3 separate regions of the Homo sapiens genome follow, and all the other regions are linked to region 1. Evidence: chromatin contacts called from ENCODE Hi-C or POLR2A ChIA-PET data. All regions are on one chromosome and are shown on one strand. Each heading gives the region's core, a stretch centred on a gene start or an enhancer-like site at or near the end of the contact. The rest is flanking DNA. Distances are from core to core; before and after follow the strand shown. Region 1 has its middle 26 kb from the start of PALM2AKAP2-AS1. Region 2 has its middle 65 kb from the start of PALM2AKAP2-AS1. Region 3 holds the start of PALM2AKAP2 (PALM2 and AKAP2 fusion).

Region 1 (4,780 bases), core at 630-3,129:
AATGACAAAATTTGCTCTTTTTTTCTTATTGAGTATGTGGATGTTCTCATTTATCTATGTTCTATTTGGCCTTTAAGAAAACAGAAATGGAAAACCACAAGGTCATAGGCATGGGAGTGGGAGTGAGGTGAAAATGAAAATGTGAAATGGATAAAATCTGACTGAAAGTTAACAACTCAAGAGCAGAATTAAAATTCGTATTAGAGTCAACAAATAACTGAACTAAACCAGAGAAGAACTGAATAATGATTGGAGAGGATAAACTGGAAATCTCTCTCAGAATGCAGAGAAAAGGGAAAAAGCTATCCATGTGATAGGAGAGATATTGTTAGATGTGGAGGGCAGAGAATGGAGTTCCAACCTCAAAATTATAGGTATTTTGAGTTAGTAAGAATAACTGAAACAGAAATAATTATAAAGACTTTGAAGAAACAATTTTCTGTACTAAAACAAAGAATATGGTTGTCATACTCCAGGCAAAATGAATAACAATTTTTTTATGACAAAGAGAAAGAAAAATATCTTGCAGATCTCAGCTGATATCATCTAGCTGCATGGCGTGGGCAATTTTCGGAGCCTAATTTTCTTCATCTTTAAATGGGAAAGTTTCCAGAGAGTCACTAGATCCCTGCTAGACGTGACTATTTTATGATTTCATAAATGTTTGGAGGACTAGAGGGTCTAAGACAGCAATTGACTATTTTAACATCTCATTTGAGATAGAACAAGCAAAGAACAATTGCAAGTCCTCCCAAACAAGGCTTTATTGCCCCTTAATATAATTTGCTCCAGTGCATTAACTGGGATTCCAGGAATGTTCTAAGCACCCCAGATGTTCTCATAGTAACATCAGGACCTCACAGCCTCTGGCAACACTACCTGTTTTTGACTTCATGTGGAGCAGAAACCTCCTGATCACAATGATGTCTGTCAAATCCAGCATTAAGATTTTGAACACTAGGACCCTCCAACCTCCCAGCAGATTTTGGCACACTTCTTGCTCTCTCCTCTCTTCCGGAAGACTCTAGGACTAAGGCATCTTCTCCATGAGCTCCCTCTAAGTCCATGCATGCCCTCAGTCCCAATAATTTTTGGCTTCCAGAGCTCCTTCTTCTCAGCCCAGGCACCAAGCAACTTTTCAGCATTTATTCAGCATTTAAATCAACCTCAACAGTGAACACAGCCTTCCTTTTTGCTCATTTTCAGAGCCCAGCGATTTCATAGAATGGCAGGGCATCAGGTCCAGATCATTTAGACCACTGCCATGACCAGCGATAGGTATGGACTCCACTTAAAAATAAGGCTCGTAGCCGGGCATGGTGGCACAAGTCTGTCATCCTAGCTACTCAGGAGGCTGAGGCAGGAGAATTGCTTGAACCTAGGAGGCAGAGGTTGTAGTCAGCTGAGGTCGTGCCACTGCACTCCAGCCTGGGCATCAAAGTGAGACTCTGTCTCAAAAATAAAAAAAAATAAAAATAAGGCTCATAGTTCCAGGCTCTCATTTCTTCTGAGGCTTGGCTTCTAGGTTGGAGTGAATGCTGCCTCACTTCTTTTCTTCTCTGATCTCTTAAGTCGACTCTAGTGGCTGTCAGTGTGTGTGTGTGTGTGTGTGTGTGTGTAGGAATAGGCATGAATTTACCAGCCAGAATATACACACACACCCTTTCCTGTCTTGTCGTGTCCTGTTTTAGGTTATTCAAAATGTTATTCAGTGGCCACATTTACAGCAATAATAAAAATAGGCAGAAGTCATCAACACTATGAATAGTAAACACATTTAGAAAAAGGTGGCAGACAATAACGACGTCTGGGAAGTGTTTCAGTGGAGTCTTTCCTCACATGAGCACGCAGTGGTGTGGCTGCCAGAACTCCCTGGCTTCTGTACTTGATTTACGCAATGGTCTGGGTTGCCCTAGTTGTAACCATGCAGCTTGGCTCTGGGCTTCATAAATTCAGACCCCAGAATACAGTTTATTTATGTTATGACTCCATCCAAAACGTTGCAAAGAAGCCAACTCCCTTCATCCCATTAAAAAGGTATAATATGTATTTTTACTAGCCTGCAGAGCTTGGCATTCAGAGGTAACAATATGTGCTTTGTTACTCTGCAGGTTTGCCGTGAAGTGTGCTGTAATCTTTGCCAGGGGTGTGCTGCTCTCTCCCAGGAGGGTTCACAGCCCGGGAGGAACACTTCAGACTGCTTAACGACTTGCTCGGGCCTTGCCTTATATGGAATTTTTCCTTCTGCACAAGAGAATGACAACCACTTAGAGTGACAGCCAGCAGGGAACAGATGACAGCCAAAAATCCACTGTGCTCTTGGTCCCAGGATGTCCTATCTGACTTGAACTTTTGCTGTTTAGGCTTGCTCTCTGATAATGAATTTGGGAATGCCAACAGGTTTGGAGGAATAGGAGTCACTTAGAAAAGCTAGCCAGATAACTCCATTTTAGAAAGCATGGGGGAATGTCTTTCCCATTAATCCTGGTAAGTTAGTTAACAAGCACAGGGCACAATAGGTCCCCAAATAAATGGAAGAAATGGTGCAAAATGCAAGCTACAAAGTAGGTGTTTGATCATACACATTCATATTTTATTATTTAATTTGATTCAATCTTAGGGTCAGAGCTAACAGAAATAAATATATTTATTATTATTATTGATCAATAATTATTAGAACCATAAAGAAGTGTCCTCACACTCAGAGTCTAGTGTGCTAGCCCAGTAGAGAGACACCAATGATATCCCCAGGAGGTGGAAGGGAGGTTGGTGTGGATCTGGTTCAGGCACTGCTGTAAATGCTTTAGATCTACTGTCTCAGTGAATCATCACCACAACCCTATGAGATAGTCCTATTTTATCTTCATTTTGCAGATGAGGAAACTAAGGCACAGGGAGACTAAGAAACTTGCCCAAAGTCACACAGCTAGGTGTGGCTAGATGTGGCTTCTAGTTGGCAGCAGCCTAGAGTTCAAATACAGGCAGTCTTGCTCTATGAAGATTTTAACAGGCACAGGTGGAAGAGGGCAGTGCGTGTGGCAGAGATGTCAGCAAGAACATGAGAAAGGCATGGAGTAGAGAACAGGGACATGTCCAGTTGGATTGGAGTATGGGTAAGAGGGTTGGAGGAAAATTACACCATAAACACAAGCTACTGCCATATTGTGGAGGGCCATGAATGCTGATGTGAATATACTGTAATAAATATTGCTAATAATAAAAGCCAATATTTCTATGGTTTTATATTGTGTATAATATCTGTAATAGCCTAGCTTTGTTTTTACAGGTGCCCAAAAAGGCCACCAGCAGATGGATTCACTAGGCTCATTTCTCTTTGCCCTTGTCTTTCAAGTGGTTTATGTCAGGCTAGCCCCCAGGCCACCACGCTGATTTTCAGTTAAAAAGTCACTGGTATTGAGGTTTTTTAAAATTATAAATGCCTTCTTAAACAGATGTTTTACTCTAGAAATGTTTGTTAAAATATATTCTATTCAATTTCTAGTAATGGTTAGCAAATTTGCCTTGACGTTCTTGGGGTTCCTGTCTTGGCATTCATGCAGAATTTGATATAAAATTATATATACTCATAAGAAGAACCAAAGAACCAAATAGTTCTTCTTGCCAGTCACTTGGAGATTACAAAACAGCATTTCTGAGTAGAAGGCATAATCAAATATGATTTCATGAACTGATGCATATATGAGTTAGAGGCCAAGAAATATTGAATCATGAAGTAAAGTTCTTCTCATTTCTAAAATACTGTAACTCCATAATTTTTTTCTTTTTTTTTTGAGACAGAGTCTCACTCTGTCACCCAGGTTGGAGTACAGTGGCATGATCTCGGCTCACTGCAACCTCCACATCCCAGACTCAATGGATTCTCCCACCTCAGCCTCCCAAGTAGCTGGGAATACAGGTGCTCACCACCAGGCCTGGCTAATTTTTTGTATTTTTGGTAGAGACAGGGTTTTGGCATGTTGCCCAGGCTGGTCTTGAACTCCTGAGCTGAAGCGATCTGCCTGCCTCAGCCTCCCAAAGTGCTGGGATTACAGGCATGAGCCACTGAGCCCAGCTGGCTATATGTCCATAATTTTAAAGATTACAAATGACTCTATCAAAAGTTATTCTGTTGACAGTTTCAACACAATATTTACCAGTTGAAACTGATTTTTATGCTCTTGGAAGCTGGTGGCCACCTTCTTATATGTATGTTTGGTTTATTCTAGGATACTTAGTTGATTAACCACTTGGAATGAAGTAGAGTTGTGTTTTCTTTTTTTTCTTTTTTTAACTGTAGCAGAGTGACCAAGCATGCAAAGGAGGGAGAGAGAATATGATCCATGGCAAATGCAAATACCCCCTATACTCTTTCCATCTGGACTTGGTGAATTGGGCTGCCCTTCTGCAGTTGAGGGTACATGAACAGCCCAGTTTCTCATTCCCAAAAGGACACTAGGGTTTGCAGGGAATGACGCACTACAGGGGTTCCCAAGACAGCTGGGGCATCGGCCTTAAACATGAGGCGATAGGAGCAGCTCTTGTACAGAAGAGGAGTGAGATAACATGGGTCAGGAGTCTAAAAGATGGCGATCCCAGTTTACCTTTGCTTTTATTCTACTTTGATCAAATAATGTGTGATGCTAACATCATTGTATTGGAAATAGAATCATGATGCTTCCTAAGTTAAATGGCAGATTGCATGTACTGTCATGTGTCCTATCTGTCATGATGCTGACAGTTACACAATTTTGCTCTGGAAACTGGGAATTACACTTTGATT
Region 2 (4,780 bases), core at 1,640-4,139, 38 kb before region 1:
CCCCTGCTGACTGTTTCAAGGCTGTCCTTCCCCTCTTCTCAGGCCTTTCACCTGTTGGTGTCATTTCACATGCGTGATAATCTTCAAACCCAGCTCTGCCACCATCTACCTTCCCCATTGCTGCCCTTCTGCCCCAAAGGATTTGAGAACAACATAAAACAATAAATACTCAGCTCCCCATGAGCTGCCATTCACTTCAACTTGGCTCTCACCAGTGCTTGACACATCTTCTCTCCATTTCTCCCTGGCAGGTCTCCAAAAGGGCTGCTTTAAACCATTCCTCTCTCCTTAGCCCCCAGTCCCACATGCTGAGAGTCAAGAGAACATGTGTGAGAACGTAGGTGTGGGCATCAGATGGAACTCAGCACTCACCAGCTGCAGGACCTTGGTTGCATTTCCTAACTACATCTGGAAAAGAAAGATGATCATAACTAGAACTTAACCTTTGAAGGTTTTATGAGCATGAAAAGATGTCTGGAAAGAACTTAGCCCACCAGGACAGGGCTCCGTGAATGTCATCTGTGACTGTGGGTACCCTTCCTTCAAATGAGTGAACAATACCCTCCTCATTGACTTGGAAAACAAGTGCCCCTAGCATGCTCCTTCAACTACTTGATATTAATTTCCACATATAACTCACTCTTTCCACTTAATCGCCTTTTCCAAAATGTACCTCCACCCCTGTGTTACTGGATGCCATTGTTTGTGCCTCAGGCTCCTTGTTGTTGTCATTATCCCACCTTCTCTGGGACTTTCCTTGGCCTTTAGGAAAACTTTATACTTTGAAACAAGTGGGCTGAAATTCTGTCTTCTCTTGGATGACCTGGCACCATCGCTACTATGTGTCACTTGTGTCCCCCACTTCTTCCTGTGTCATCTCCTGTGGTTCAGTTCTTAGTGTTTCAGTCTTTGCTTTTGACCCATTCACTCCAAGGGCTTCCAGAGGATGTTGAATGGGACAAAATATTGCTATGTGACCCACATTTGAGAAGATCCAATGACAGTTGGATCCAGGCACCTCCCTATGACTTACCACTGGGAGGCAGAACTACCCAGTTAAGGAAGGTGGTATTTGTCCTTTTCCAAAGATAGCATAGTGGTTAAGTGCACAGATATTTGGAGTCAGACTACTTGGGTTTGAATCCAGCCTCTGCCACTTACTAACTGTATGCTTTTAGTTGAGTCACTTAACCTAGTTGAATTATTTAACTTCTCTGTGCCTCTGGTTTCTCATTTGTTAAATAGAGATAATAAAAGTTTCTTACTCCATAGGTCAATTGAATTAACTGAATCCACTATTAAGAACAGCAATTATGTCACTATAATTCCCCAATCCTTCTGCCCTGCCCCAAGTCCCACTAAGGGAGGAGAGAAGAAAAGAAGGAATGAACCATGCTTGCCTCTAACTTCAAGTCTCCCCAGCAAGGGATCAAAATCGTGTAGAAGGGAAGGGGAGGGGAAGAGGTGAGATTTCAATCACATTTGAGATAGAAACATTTAACTGGTTTGAAATTTTAATACCTTTTCAAAAAACATGCCTGGAAAGCTATGAGATATGTTCAAGATGTAATTATGAACTAAAAAGGCTGTATTGCAGTTTTTTAGAAAAATAAAAATGATTTCATTTAAATTCACCAACTTGATTCCTCAGTAATACTCATAATAATGATGATGATGGTAGCTAGCTGAATTCAGGATTATTTTTTTGATATTCACTACCATGGCAAACTGTCAAACTTAAAAAATCATTTATAACTCATATCCACTACAATGGATATTATGAAAGATACAAATAATAACAAGTATTGGTAAGGATGTAGAGAAACCCAAATACTCATACATTACTGGTGGGGATATAAAGTGGTGCAGCCACTTTGGAAAAAAGTTTGACTCTTTCACAAAATGCTAAACATAGAGTTACAATATGAGCTGGGAATTCTACTACCTAGATATATTTCCAGGAGAAATGCAAACATACGTTCACACAAAAACTTGTCCACAAATGTTCATAGCAGCATTATCCATAATTGCCAAAAAAGTAGAAACAACACAAATGTCTGTCAATGGAAAAATAGATAAAGAAAATTTGGTATGTCCATAAATAAAATATTGTTTTGCCATGAAAAGAATGACATATTTATACATGCTACAACCTGGATGCACCTTAACAAACACGCTAAATGAAAGAAGCAAGTCACAAAACCTATATACTGTGTGATCCCATTTATTTTAAATGTCCAGAATAAGTAAATCTAGAGAGGCAGAAGTTAGATTAGTGGTTTCCTAGAGCTGAGTGTGGGCTGGGGTGGGAAGTGACTACTAAGGGTATTTTGGGTGATAAAAATATTCTAAATTTAGATTATGGTGGTGGTTGCACAATTATTTTAATATGCTAAAAACCATTGACTAGTACACTAAGTGAGTGAGCTTTATAGAGTATGTAAAATTTATATCTCAGTAAGTTATTAAGAATCAGCTTATTATTCTCCAAGTTTTGAAAACAGAGTCACAGTTTCCCTGACCTTGGGCTTTAATCTTTACAATAAATAACCTTAGCCTCCTCTCTCTGCATGGCCTCTCTTTCCACTTGGTGATGGCAGTGGACATGTGTCATTTTTCTGGCTGCCAGCATTTGAATCCATTTCCAAGTTTAGAGAACTGCCCCCCTACCACCACCATTTATGAGTCTTGGTGGAGTGCATCAGCCGCCTCCCATTATAAAATGGAAAACGCTGGTACCTGCTTGCTAAAGTTTAGAGGCCCCCACCCTGCCCCAGCTTTGAAGTCAGGCACTTCAAATACAAAGATACACTTCAGATACAAAGAAGTGAGGACAGTGGGAAATCCATTCTGATGGCAGGTGAGCAGTGACAACAGCCAACTTGGTTTCCAGGGACAGCGTCCGTGTCCAGTGCCAGGTAGTGCAAGGCATGGCCACACTGTGCTCAGCAGGAGTGATCTCACCACATTGACTTTTGGCTTGATTTTGCCTGTGACTAAATGCTACTTAGTCTTCTGGTCCTGCCTGTTTCCAAGCCTGTTTCTTTAACTTTCCCACTAATTGTGTGAGTTTATTAATAGCCTTCCGATCAGTTCCTTTCCTTCCATGCTCAGTTTCTCTGCTTGCTCCTAAGAATCCTGTTTGATACAGTCAGCAAGGAAGGATAATTTTCACCCCAGTCTCCAGGATCTTTCTTTAGATTCTGTAAGCATTTACTTATTTAGTGACTACTTTGTGCCATCCAATAAATGATCTCATAATCGCATAGTGGCACCGATACCAATAGCTCCCATTTCACAGATGAGGAAACAGGCTCATTGAAATGAATAGCTTGTAGATTCAAACCCAGGCCAAGCCCAGTGCCTTTCCCATAAGATCTTCATGGCCCCTTCTCCATTTTCACTGACACCACATCTCGCTCATTATTTACAGAACAAAAGGTCCCACTCCTCTCCCTCCCTCCACTATCTTTCTTCTTTAAATCGCTGTGGGCATCATTGTCATATTTCATCATAAGAGTATTGTTGATTCCTTTGTACAACAGCTGATGATGACTCCCTACTGTTTAGGTGATCAGACCTCAGGAAGGTATTTCCTGATCACATCCAATGCCTCCTTTGTCTCTGGCCACATCTTTTACTAATTCTAAACAAGCCCATCACATGCTACAAGAGTAAGTCCTGTTTTCTCTTAGTCTGGCTCAACTTACTATAGACAGCAGGACCTCAATCAATACCCTTAATCTGGAGGCTGACTAAAGACAAAATATTGAATTCACTCTTCATATTTTCATCATAAACCCCAAATTCTATGACAATGATGATTTTGGAAACAATAAATTAAGCATCAAGCATCATATGGCAAAATCTATTGGAATGTAATATTTTTGGCAGGAAATCATTTCAGAGTGGAAAATGTTTGCTAAATATAAACACTGCAAAGCCATGTGCACCGCCAAGACTTTATTATTAGATTCTCAGGGATTTTTATTTAGAAGCTGAGGAACTTGCGAGGCTGTACAATTCCTGGAATGGAATTTAGGTTTGCTTTCTGAAATCAATCCAGGCAAGCCTTTTTGCACATGAGCATTCTTAGAAAGTCTTTGAATGTCTATTCTTACTCACTTCTATGGGTGGCACAAAATCCAAAAATAAAATTACCATGAGGTTCTGCTTGCTTCCTGCTTTAGCGACACTGGAAATCCTCCAGGGATAGCTCATGTACTTTGTAAGTTCTCCTTTGCCTCTCTCATTGCCAGCATTGGGTAGTTGAAACCTAGACTCAGGACAAGATCTGGGATGGTGTGAACGTCAGGAAGGCTGTGCAGGAGAATTCAGAGGACTGGGCCACAACTGCTAAGGGTAGACCTGGAATGCAAGGGCAATTCACAGAGGGTTGGTCAGCAGGGATGGGGCCAGCTATAGTGGTACTTGAGCCTGTCAAGGGGCTGAGCAGAGAGGCCTGGCCTGACTCCTACCTTGCACTACTCTTCTCTCAAATGGGAATACTGGGGGAATCCAAACAGATCCTGGCCATTAGCAGGAGAGATTGAAGAGACCACAGCCCACATCCTGGGGCACTGTAGCATGTTCCTTTTATTGCTGGATCTGGCTGTAACTTTGGGACCTGACTGTGACACCCTGTGTAGTTATCTTGTCAAATCCCCTTGTAAGGCCCAGCCTAGTGCTTGGATGCCTGACACTTGCATCTTCTTTCTGTATGCTTCTTCCTGCCTCCCATGTGACTTTGTCAAGATGGCTGTCACTCCATCTTTGTTGC
Region 3 (4,780 bases), core at 1,368-3,867, 34 kb after region 1:
TTTATTTTCAACATTCACTTGGTAGCAGTCATTCCTCACCTCTTGTAAGTGCTTCCAAGCTCATCTTCTGGACACAAGTCACTCATGGCTTACTGACAGCCCTCCAATGGTCTCTTCTTCATCTGCATCCCCCATGACCTTTCAGAAGCATATGACCCTGTTGAAAACCTCTTTCCTTCTTTGTGGCTTTTGGTGCAAATCCCTTTGAATTTTTCCTTCTACTTCTCGGATGATACTTTATCAGTCTTCTTTGCTGGGCTCTCTCCTCTTCTTGCTCTGTTTTCTCATCCTGGCTGTTCTCATTTCTTTAGCTGTAACCGCAAAGTAGATGACACTTGGATGTGTGTCCCCAACCCCGATTCTTCTATTCAGAGTTCAGATATTTCCAACTGATCACTTCCAAAGGGTGCCCAGGCCCTTTTCCTTCTCCATCTCCCCATTCCATCACTCCTTTTAAAAATTTATTGCGGTTAAAAATACAAAACTTAAAATTTACCATTTCAACCACTTTTAAGCATATGGTTTGATGACAGTAAGTACATTCACACTGTTGTGCTCAATCATACCTTTTAAATATCTGTATAGCTGGGAGTAGAAGGACCATTTCTGGTTCAATTGTTTATTCCTGGGGCCTGCTTCTATCTCCATATCATTGGCCAAGCCTGGTGCTTAATGGTTAAGAGCATGGGCTCTGGTGAGTGTGATCTGAGTTTAAATCCCAGCTCTATAACTGTAGCTGAGTCTTTCAACCTCTCTGGTCTCATTTTCCTCATCTTAGTATTCTCTACAATCACTCTGCTGAAGCAATAACAGCTTTGTTTATTTGTGAGCAAACCCCTTTAAATAACTTGTCCTGCTGGGGCTTGTGCTGGAAATGAAGAAAAAAGGATGCATTTGAAGAAAAGGATGGGCTTAGCCAGAAAGTAGAAGTTTCTGATATATTGGAGTGGGATGTAGAATCTGGCACTGGCTTGGATTTATTAAACAATCAGCTCCACCTACACTTGTTATGAAAAAGATGGGAAAACAATCCATCAGTAAACGATTTTGGTGAGTGCTTCCATCTTTGGTCAGAGGAGTAATTGTTCATCAGTGACAGGTGAACCTCTGTGAAAATTGAAAGGGCAATTTAGTTGAAATGGAAGCATTTATTCAGGAAACAGGTGATCTGGGAAAATTTGATGTGCATTTTTTTTTTTTTTTTTGAGACAGAGTTTCACTCTTGTTGCCCAGGCTGGAGTGCAATGATGTGATCTCGGCTCACTGCAACCTCTGCCTCCCAGGTTCCAGTGATTCTCCTGCCTCGGCTTCCCAAGTAGCTGGGATTACAGGTGCCTGCCACCACGCCCGGCTAATTTTTTGTATTTTTAGTAGAGAAGGGGTTTCACCATGTTGGCCAGGCTGGTCTCGAACTCCTGACCTTAGGTGATCCACCCGCCTTGGCCTCCCAAAGTGCTGGGATTACAGGTGTGAGCCACCGCATCTGGCCTGATGTGTATATCTTTTAACATGCCTTTAAATCCTATGGCTCTAAAGAGGCCATATTAGTTATTTCAGTGTTTATTTCATTTGATGAAGAAACGTTTGCATATGAATGTTGGGAATTCTAGCAGGTCCTGCCTCAATGTGAAGAGGCATTTTTTTTTGCTTTTGGCATTGATCTCCTTTTGGACTGGGCCTGATCCACTTCTTACATCCAGTCCAGGACCTGTCACAAAAGACTCACATTAGTACCACATGGTATCCTGTTTTAGTAAAGAATAGGTGAAATATTTTAGTGAGTAGATCCTACTTTTCCTTTCAGATGCAATGAACAGAAGACCCTGAAAGGATTTCAATCCAGAATGTCACAGGATAATAAGAGCAGATGTCTGTGATGCCCTTTACAAAGCACCTTTACATACTGTCTCTCATTCGTCTCTAATGACACCTATGTGATCCTCCATTTTTTCAGATGAGGAAACTGAGGTTCAGAGTGATTAAGCGAGTTGCCTGAGATTTCACAGCTAACACATTGTGAAATCTAGTCTAGCACCCAGGACTAAAAACTCTCGGCTTCTTTTAAGGCCACATATCGCCTCACCAGAAGGGTGGCCTCTCTGGAGATATACCCTACCCTCGGCCGACTTGATATTGAGAACTTGGTCATCTTAAGCATGTGGGCCACTTGGGCAAGGCAGCCCTTCCCAAATTGTAAATGTCCCCACGTGGAGCTCAAGCGTCTGGCTTGAGCCAGAAGGTGCCCTGAACACTCGGTGGCCCCAGCCCCCACGTAACAGCACGTGCTCGGGTCCCACATTCGGTCAGACGCCCCTCTCCACTGGCATCTGCCCGGTGGAGGCGCCACTGCGCTCTGCCTCCGCCCCAGCAAGCGCGTGTCCACGCGGGCGCGCCACGCCAGCCGTGCGCCCCAGCGGCTCGCCGTGCGCCCGCGCCCCAGGTGCCCACTGGCTCGCGCGCCCTCCGTCTGCGCCTTGGAGACCCGCGGCGGCGATCGCTCGGAGCCGCCTTGGACCGCGGCCTCGGGTCCATCACACTCCAGGGGCGGAGCGAGGCACCGAGACGTCAGGGCGGAGAACTAGCGCCGGGCTAGCGCGCCCTCCCGGCGGCTGCCGGCGTCCCACGTCCTCGGCTGGCGCGGCCGGCGGCGGCGGCGACCGGGAGATGCAGTGAGCGGCGGCGCTGGGGCGCAGCCAGGCGGCCGGGAGGGCGGGGGCCAGAGGCTGAGCCCGGGCGAGCCCGCCGTGCGCACAGCTCTGCCCGCCGCCCCTGGAGCGGATCCCCAGCCGTCCCTGGGCGTTCTCCCGGGTTCTAGCAAAGCCCCCCGGGGTGCCCATCAGTTTCCTTGGGTGACTACAGCGTGTGTTTTTTCTTTCCTCTTTCCCCTGCCTGTGTGCCCTTCTCCAGGATGGCAGAGGCGGAATTGCACAAGGAAAGGCTGCAAGCCATAGCAGTAAGTCCACTTTCATTTTATTTTCTTGCTCTATTGTCTGGGGTGGAAGGGGGCCCCCGAGGGTTTCGGGGCAAGCGGCATGCCAGCACAGTAGCCGCAGGTCATATGTTCCAGGGGCTAAAACTCTGTCAGGGCTCAGCTAGGCTGCCTTTTCTTTTCTATGTCTATAGATGGAGACCCCCAAGGGCGCGCTTTGGACTGAGGATTTGAATGTGGAAGATTGGCTTAAAAAAAGATGCTTGCTGCTGGGCTTTGGGGAAGGACTAAACAGAGGCTTGGGGTGGGGGGACGACTCCAGGAATATTATGACCGAATGCTCAGGCATACGTTGGCTTCATAGCCTGGAGAACCAAGAGAAGGGTGACCTGAACGGTGGCTGCCATCCTCTCTGCGGAAGCTGTCCTCCTGTTAAGTGGAAAACCAGGAGTCAGCGACTCAGCCAGCCACGCGGTAGAACCTCCTCCCAGAAACCGGGAATGTTAGTTTTCCCTTCTCTGTTTGATATTGACAAGGGCACTGGCACAAGCCACCACCCTGGAGGTCTGGGGACTTCATACAACTGGGTCCTGGTTATAATATTCCATGAGAGCCTCCTTCTTATGGTGTGGAGTATCTGAAAACCTATTTTCAGCCTACAAAGGAGTAGTCAGTTTTGGCAAAGTTCGTAGGCACTTTCAGAAAAGTGTACCCATGTGCATCTTGGGTTTAAAAAAGAACTCTCTGAGACTGCCTAGATTTGAGCAATCTTAACACAGTGTTGCCAATGATCCACAGATGTGGTATTTTTACTGGAGCCACCACAGCTGGATTATATATTTCCTTCGAGGATGAGGGAATGATTACTGCTGCCGTATGAAATAGTAACAATTAAAAAAGAAGGTCCGTTAACATATTGGCATAAAAGAATCTCCAGACATTCTTCCACCTAAATACATTTGTGTTTTTCAGTTCGGAAGTTCTCTGGAAACACATATAAATTTGTTGGAGAAATAGTGTGTAATGTTTTGGAACCAAAGTATATTAAAGCGTTTTCCAAAACCTTTTTGGACAGATTCTTCATTGGGAAAATGCACACAGACCCTTCCTTTTTTAGAAGCATTTGACATGGTCTCCAAGGCTCTGAGACCCTCTTTCTCAAACGCCTCAAATCTGAAATGTCTTGGAGACTTCACCACTGAAGTGAGAGAGATGTTTGCTGGCAATATTGAAATGCCATGGTTTGCCTATTAGGTAATCTTTGAACGTGGTGCTCTGAACTCAGAAAGGTTGTTTTTTTCTTCTTTCTCTTTCCCCCTGTGCATGTGTATTTTGATGGTTTGTGAAGTTATTTGTGGTTTCTAAAGTTGGTGGCAAGGCAGCATGGCCAGTGTGTCATGAACTTGATAAGAATGGTGATATTGAGTTAATGGTGCCATGTAGCTGGTGGGTGTTTTGTGTGAACTGGATAATAGGCTGCTTTAACTGTTGATGCAGTGGCTGTTCCCATTGGCTGCTGCTGAAGGCTTCCAACAGTTGTCACATTTTCTGCCTTTGCACAACCAGCTTTACTGGATGCCTGAGGAACAGCTGAACTCCATGAAAGGACTTGCTTTCCAAACATGGAGCCAGTAGCTGCTAACACTGGGGTACCCTTTTCCAAGTGCGGTTGAGTAATCCCAGCAGAGGCCAAGTCGATTTTCCAAGAAAGATCTAGGCAAATCTTTGGGAATTCTCTTGAGCATATAAGAATACACACAAATACTCACTTGTGCCTCTTCAGTTATTGAAGAATTGAGTTTGTCCTGTGTATCTGGGGAGCTGTTGATTATTCTCATGAATGTGCACCTA

Evidence for each region. A loop is a pair of places that touch in the nucleus more often than their neighbours do. ChIA-PET counts read pairs that join two places held with the same protein, here RNA polymerase II (POLR2A). Pooled maps may share reads with other maps.
Region 2: a loop to region 1 is called in a map of ascending aorta, with 4 times the contacts of the local background. The contact joins two enhancer-like sites. A Hi-C loop is called at or near these places in 4 of 168 maps with a recorded cell type or tissue (aorta, ascending aorta, cardiac septum and 1 more) and 8 of 50 pooled maps. POLR2A ChIA-PET finds 5 or more read pairs at or near these places in 2 of 52 experiments (Caco-2 and H1).
Region 3: a loop to region 1 is called in a map of ascending aorta, with 4 times the contacts of the local background. The contact joins the promoter of PALM2AKAP2 here to the enhancer-like site in region 1. A Hi-C loop is called at or near these places in 3 of 168 maps with a recorded cell type or tissue (K562, Right ventricle myocardium superior and ascending aorta), 1 of 37 single-sample maps with no recorded cell type and 11 of 50 pooled maps. POLR2A ChIA-PET finds 5 or more read pairs at or near these places in 3 of 52 experiments (H1, PC-3 and activated T-cell).

What each region holds. Positions count from the first base shown.
Region 1 is chr9:109,743,897-109,748,676 of GRCh38, forward strand. It overlaps a transcript of PALM2AKAP2 not described here. Among named protein-coding and RNA genes, the nearest start is that of PALM2AKAP2-AS1, 26 kb to the right of the region's middle. Within about 2 kb of position 1,880, at least 16 of the 41 ENCODE cell types and tissues checked have a DNase peak (open chromatin) inside an H3K27ac peak, as active enhancers do; they include ascending aorta, where a contact is called at or near this core.
Region 2 is chr9:109,704,607-109,709,386 of GRCh38, forward strand. It overlaps a transcript of PALM2AKAP2 not described here. Among named protein-coding and RNA genes, the nearest start is that of PALM2AKAP2-AS1, 65 kb to the right of the region's middle. RefSeq lists a silencer at 943-1,237. Within about 2 kb of position 2,890, at least 3 of the 41 ENCODE cell types and tissues checked have a DNase peak (open chromatin) inside an H3K27ac peak, as active enhancers do; they include ascending aorta, where a contact is called at or near this core.
Region 3 is chr9:109,777,581-109,782,360 of GRCh38, forward strand. It overlaps PALM2AKAP2 (PALM2 and AKAP2 fusion), which reads left to right and starts at 2,618. Exons shown (of 11, transcript NM_007203.5): 1 at 2,618-2,953. The coding sequence starts at 2,909.